Regions from separate parts of the Homo sapiens genome. Here region 2 is linked to region 1. A link is a contact called in ENCODE Hi-C or POLR2A ChIA-PET data. All regions are on one chromosome and are shown on one strand. Each heading gives the region's core, a stretch centred on a gene start or an enhancer-like site at or near the end of the contact. The rest is flanking DNA. Distances are from core to core; before and after follow the strand shown.

Region 1 (3,188 bases), core at 582-3,081:
CTCTTCAGACATCCTCCCACAGAAGATGCTGAAAAAAGGTTTCTTATATGGTACAAATACACAATGGAATACTATGCAGCCATAAAAAGGAATAAGATCATCTCCTTCAGAGGGACATGAATTGAGCTGGAAGCCATTATCCTCATCAAACTAATACAGGAACAGAAAACCAAACACCACATGTTTTCACTTATAAGTAGGAGCTGAACAATGAGAACACATGGACACAGGGAGGGGAACAACACACACTGGGCCTCTCAGGGGGTGGGGTGGGTGGGGGTAGAGCATTAGGAAAAATAGCTAATGCATGCTGGGCTTAATACTTAGGTGATGGGTTGATAAGTGCAACAAACCGCTATGGCACAGGTTTACCTATGTAACAAACCTGCACATCCTGCACATGTACCCCACAACTAAAATTAAAATTAAAATTAAAAAGAGAAGGAAAAAAGGTTTCTTGATGATCTCTATCTAGAACCCTTTGAAGGTGACCCAATCAGCTCATTAATTGTTTGCTCTTGAATACTTGCTTTCACCCAATGGGCTTTGATATTAATAACAGTATTGATTATACTCTCAACATTTATGGAACATACTAGCTCTGAGATAAGTGGTTTCCTTTGTTTGATCCTCACAACAACAATTCTATAAGCAAGTAGGAGGAAGGAACAAACAGATAGAGTGCTATTATTATCCTCATTTTATAGACAAGGAACTAAGGCCACCAATGTGCCTAAAATGACCTAGTAAGCATCAGAATCACATAGCTAAACCTACATTGGCCCAAATCCAAGACTTTAGTTTGTAGGACTATGCTCAAGTAACTAGGCAGCCAATTCAAATACTCCATCCTCCAATTTTATATTTATAAATTACAAGCACTCACAGCCGGGGTCAGCAACTCATGGCTTTCCATATGGCCCATGAAGCCTAAAATATTTACTCTTTAGCCCTTTACAGAAAAATGTTTTCTGACCCTTGGCCTAGAACAGTAAACCAAATCCCAAATTTTCCATTCAGTGTACTGAGGTCTCTGTAGTACTTGGGACCAGCAGATTCCACAACATTTTTTAACTCAAGAAAAATATTTATTTGCATTGATTTATGTAAATGACCCTGAGTGATGAAAGTTGGAAATAAATTTGGGGAAAAAAAGAGCTAAAGAGTTGTGGTTGTAAAATATCCACCTCCTAAACTACTGCAGAGCTGCTGGTTAACCAAAATCCAGGGAGGGTTTTGCCAGAATCATGAAGAATTTTATGAATGGGTCTACACTGAGTACAGAGAAAAGTGCCCACAGGCCTCTCTGTATCCATGTTGATGGGGGATTAAAGAAGACTCCTCCTACCAACATCCAGCCAAACAGAAGACTAGCTGTTTAAATGGCTGCCAGCATGCTAAGCGAATAGAAATAGTGACAAAGAGGGTAGTCAGAAAGGCAGTGAGTAACTATTCATTGTTTTCAAACGTGGCGAGAGGTGTTTGGTAATCTTTGTGTAAAACAGACATCTGAGTCATCTCAGCAGCAGGGAGTTCTCATGAGTCATATAACACATGCTAGTCACAAATCAGGTCTTTCCACCAGTTCAGGAATATTACCAACAGTATCACCACACTACTCAGTATGGATCCAAAACTCAAGGAATATCTATCTAACTACACCTGCATGTTCAAATGTACTAGATGTACCATGGTATAACAGGTGTACCATGGGTGTACCAGTAGGTGTAAACAGACTCTACCTATAGGGTAGAGTCCTTTAAGGTTGCAGAAGAAACAGCTGCAAACTCCAAAACTGCCCCAGCTTGCTGTGTGAACTTGTGCATGTGCTGCCTCTTATCTGAGCCTAAGACTCATCTATAAAATGAGATGTTTGAGTTGGATGCCTCTCCCCTGCCTTCCAGCTCTATGAGTATGTGGAGGGGAAGCTCCACCAACAGTTTAGAAACAGTCCTGGAATACACTGCTGACTTATGACTCATAATTCATCATATCTCATTATCTAATTAGTATTATAATTACCATCAACATTATCATTGTTATTATCCTTAGTATAGCATAAATAATAACAATATAATAATAACTAGCATTTCTTAAGTGCTTTGCATGTGCCAGATCTTATTTGTTCAGGTCTCTAGAATATGTGGGACAAGAAGATTGTAGTATCTGCATAGATCAGGAGTTGGCAAACTACAGCCATGGGCCAAATCCAGTCAACAGCCCATTTTTATAAACAAGGTTTTATTAGAACACAGCGAAGCCTATTGTTTACCTATTGTCTACGGTTACTTTTGCACTCCAAGAGCAGAGTTGAGTAATTGCAACAGAAACCCTAAAATATTTATCTGACCCTTTACAGAAAACACTTGTTGACCCCCTTCTTTTAGACCCTACATAACAAATCTGTTGTTTTTTGCCTCCCTAGTGTCTGCTTGCTACTCTTTTGGTTCTATCCTCTCGACTTCTCAGGGCAATTCCCCTTCTAACTCCCGTCCCTATGGTTTGGATGGAACTGACCCATGCCCATCTCAGGACTGGTGAATCAGGATACTCTATCCTCATAACCACATAGATTTGTGGGTGATCATGTGGACCAAGTTGGTCCAGTGAGATATAGTCCTAAGACTTTGGCTAGAAAAAGTGGGAAGGAGGAGCTCTTCTTTGCTGAGGTTTCTTAGCTGCTAGGATGTGTCCAGAGCTGCCGGGAGCTTATAAGGGAATGACCTGCCTTTGTTTGAGGACAAGGAGATATGGAAAGAGAATCAGTCCTAATAATAAGATTTTAGCTCCTAGATCCAGATACACCTAAAGTTATCTCTAGACTCTTTGGTTAACAAGCTGATATATTCTCTAGTTCACTTAAGTCAGACTAAGGTAGGCTTCCCTCACTTGCAACTAAAACAAAACAGTCCTTTGAAATAGACACAATTACTTTACCCACTAAGATACACCTGATCAAGATCACATAACCAGTAAGTGGCAGAGGCTAGGACCCAGGTCTCCACTGAGCTTTTCAAGATGAAGGGGTCAGCATCTAGAGCTCTCTAGAAGATCTGGCTAGAAGCAGGGACACAACCAACGGGTGATTTTCCTGTCTTTGAATTGCTCTCTAAAGGGCAATTCTTTGGGGGATCATCTTGTTTTCTACTTATGACTGTCCCATGGCAAGACCCAGTAGAGTACTGGCT
Region 2 (3,171 bases), core at 90-2,589, 260 kb before region 1:
AGCTAATAGGCCAGCATCTATAACTAAGTGGAAACTTTTTGGCAAGAAAGGCAAGATCCCAGGCTCTTCTAGAACAGAGGTTAACAAACTTTGGCCTTTGGGCCAAACATAGCCCGTGACCTGTCACAGCTTTACTTGTTGATAAATAATGCTGTACAGAAGCACATGTCTGTTCACATGTTACAATGACAGAATTGAGGAGTTGTGACAGATACTGCAGGGTTTGCAAAGCCAAAAATATACTCTATCTAGCCCTTTGCAGAAAATGTTTGGCAACCTCTGTCCTAGAAGATGGTGAGGCTTGGAGGCAGTATTGTGTTTCCAAGTGATATGTTTATCATGGACTGAGGGAAACCACTGAAAAGAAGGAAATGGCAAGGTTTAGGCAGGATGTCAAGACCGTATCTGAATAGTCTAGAGTCCAAGACCCCAGGTGTAGGCAGAAACCAAAGCAAAAGATCTCTCCTATTGATTGGACAAACATGGGGAGGATTAAGGCAAGAATGAGGCTCATTAGGCTTGTGAAATCCAAGCGCACCTTATAATAGATATAGACAATTCCAAAGCAAGGACAGCAAGTCCAGTTTCAATGATTGGCTGATGGGTTTCAGCCAATGGTCAGTTTGAAATGCTCAGTGCTGAGTGGGGCTGGGAAGGCAGAGACTGCCCCGGGAGTAAGGAACTATTAAGTCCAAATAACCTGGATCTTTCTGCTAGACAATAAGAGGATGGCGCTATCCTCTCTACTTCCTGTTCAATATAGTAGCTCATCACACTCATCAACAAAAGGAATGCAATGGAAATTAAAATATCTCCCAGATATGGTTGTCAGATTTAGCAAATAAAAATACAGAACACCTAGTTAAATTTGAATTTCAGATACACAAAGAAAAAAATTTAATGTAAGTTTGTCTGAAATATTGCATTGGACATAATTATACTAAAATTATTTATTATTTGAAATTCTAATTTCAGTGAGAGTCCCGCATTTTGTCTGGCAACACAATTCCCCGGAAACTGGCCACCTTTGTGATAAATTATGATTAACAAAACAATGTTTTAACTTCTGGGGCAGTAAGAAATTTCTAGACCTCTGGTCCTTTTTGTTTCTCCCTCTGTCTACATACTTCCTTTCCCACCTCCTTTTATCTCCTCTCTATCACTTCCATTTCAAGGCTTGTCCAGGAGGGAGGACCAGTCACATCTGTCAATACTTCCAAGAATTATCATATGGCTTTAACTCTCATTGATTAAACCAGAGAAAGGCTGGAAACAGAGAAAGAAGAAGTCAACCTTCTTAAAGTGACTCACAGGAAGGAAACCTGGTGGACGGACAGTTTGACGATTGGTTTCTGACTCACTGGAGATTTCTTTGCTAGAGATATGCATCATTAATTTGGTATCAACAAACCATTGACATTTCCCGGGCAGTACACAGAATGCTGTCGTGGTAAAAACAGGTTTAGATTAACTGCTGGGCACTTCCTGGTTCCAAACATTAAATTAAAATGGAGATTTTTGGGTTTCATGGAAATCTCTGAGATAAAAAGCAGAAGACTCTGTGAGAACCACGCTCACAGTTTTCAGGCATCACCCCAGCACTATATTCTGTGAAGATGTTCTTGGGAAAGGTTCAAGAGAAGTCAAATCTGTGTAACTTGCTGTATGCTGTGGTCACAGTGGATAAACCTCACCTGCAGTGAAGAGGATGTGGGCAAAGATTATGCTCAGTGATGACTTTAGAAGCTTGGGCAATATGTAAAAAACACTTACAAAACATTAAACTGATGGGATTTTCATTATTCTTCCCTACCAATCATTCTCTAGTGACCTTTCCACCACTGTGACAGTATTGGAGGCACCCATGAGGATCTCCCTCTGAGAAAGAACTTGCTGTTCAGCTGCAAGGAGTGCAGTTAGTTTGCAGCCCCCAGCTGTTTGCACCTTAGCATTGTCTCATCTTTGAAGCTCAGGCCATCCTCTTCTTGGGCAGCCCCCAGAGAAGGGCTGAGCACAGAGGGGTTGCTATGGCTTGGCCATTTCTTTCAACATGGGGCTCCTCAAATGAGCAATATTTGTTTTCGAAATGCCCATGAAGTGAGCCAAAACTTTGTCAGGTCTGCACTGAGCTCTGAGGCTCATGCAGTCCAATCCTGTTTCCTCCCCATTTTGTCTTCATTTCCCAATGCAATTGATTCAATGATTGTGTCCCCTAAAATTCATATGTGGAAATCCTAACCTCCAAGGTGATGGTATGAGCAGGTGGGGACTTTGGGTGACAATTAGGTCATGAGTGTACAGCCCTCGTGAATGGGATCAGTGCCTTTATAAAAAAGAACCCCAGAGAGCTCTCTCACTCTTTCCACCATGGGAGGATACAATGAGAAGTTGGAATCTGCAACCCAGAAGAGGGCCCTGACCATAACCCAACCATGTTGGCACCCTGATCTTAGACTTCCACCTCCAGAACTGTGAAAAATAAACTTCTGTTGTTTCAGCCACCCAGTCTGTGATACTTTGTTACAGCAGCCAGAACTAACACACCCAAGAAACCTCTTGCTTTCCTAATTCTGCCTTCTTGGCCACTTCCCTGAGAGCACATCTGACACACTATCATGGCTTCAAGGAAGCAGGCAGAATGGGTGCCATTTTAACAAAAGAAAATAAATTTTATGGGGAAAGTTCTTACCAGAAAGGAAGGGGACAAAAGGTTAAGTTCAGTCCTTCCTGCCCAAGAGAGATTGTGAATGAGAAAGAAATAGAGGCAGAGTGTGACCTTCAAATATTAGGGTCTTGCCTCCACTCTTCCTTGGGGTCAAGCCTTGTTGGGGGCGGGCTATAGAAGCATTTAGAAAGGTATTAGGAACCTAAGAACATTGGGCAAGTGACATACTTTCCCACACATGGCCTGGAGGAGGCTGAAAGCACCTAGGAGAAGCCTCGTATTTGTCTTGGCACCATGTCTAACATGGCTTGAATGAGATAGTGCAGCATTAGCAGACAGAGGAACCTTCATAGACAGCAATGTGATGTTTCCCTATGTTTCTACAGGCCCCGGTAAAGGTCAGGGAAATTCAAGGGAGATTGCTGAAAATGTAGAGGCCTGAGGTTGGGAAGTGGAAGCCACTGAGATCAAGGACTTTGATTTCTAGGGACAATGACATTGTCAGT

The links. A loop is a pair of places that touch in the nucleus more often than their neighbours do. ChIA-PET counts read pairs that join two places held with the same protein, here RNA polymerase II (POLR2A). Pooled maps may share reads with other maps.
Region 2: a loop to region 1 is called in a map of B cell, with 2.2 times the contacts of the local background. The contact joins two enhancer-like sites. A Hi-C loop is called at or near these places in 1 of 168 maps with a recorded cell type or tissue (B cell) and 10 of 50 pooled maps. POLR2A ChIA-PET finds 5 or more read pairs at or near these places in 3 of 52 experiments (CD4-positive, alpha-beta memory T cell, WTC11 and activated T-cell).

Annotation. Positions count from the first base shown.
Region 1 is chr11:35,335,905-35,339,092 of GRCh38, forward strand. All of the region lies in intron 1 of SLC1A2 (solute carrier family 1 member 2), which reads right to left. Among named protein-coding and RNA genes, the nearest start is that of SLC1A2-AS1, 56 kb to the left of the region's middle. Within about 2 kb of position 1,832, at least 10 of the 41 ENCODE cell types and tissues checked have a DNase peak (open chromatin) inside an H3K27ac peak, as active enhancers do.
Region 2 is chr11:35,076,497-35,079,667 of GRCh38, forward strand. No RefSeq gene overlaps it. Among named protein-coding and RNA genes, the nearest start is that of CD44-DT, 60 kb to the right of the region's middle. RefSeq lists an enhancer at 1,598-1,647. Within about 2 kb of position 1,340, at least 12 of the 41 ENCODE cell types and tissues checked have a DNase peak (open chromatin) inside an H3K27ac peak, as active enhancers do.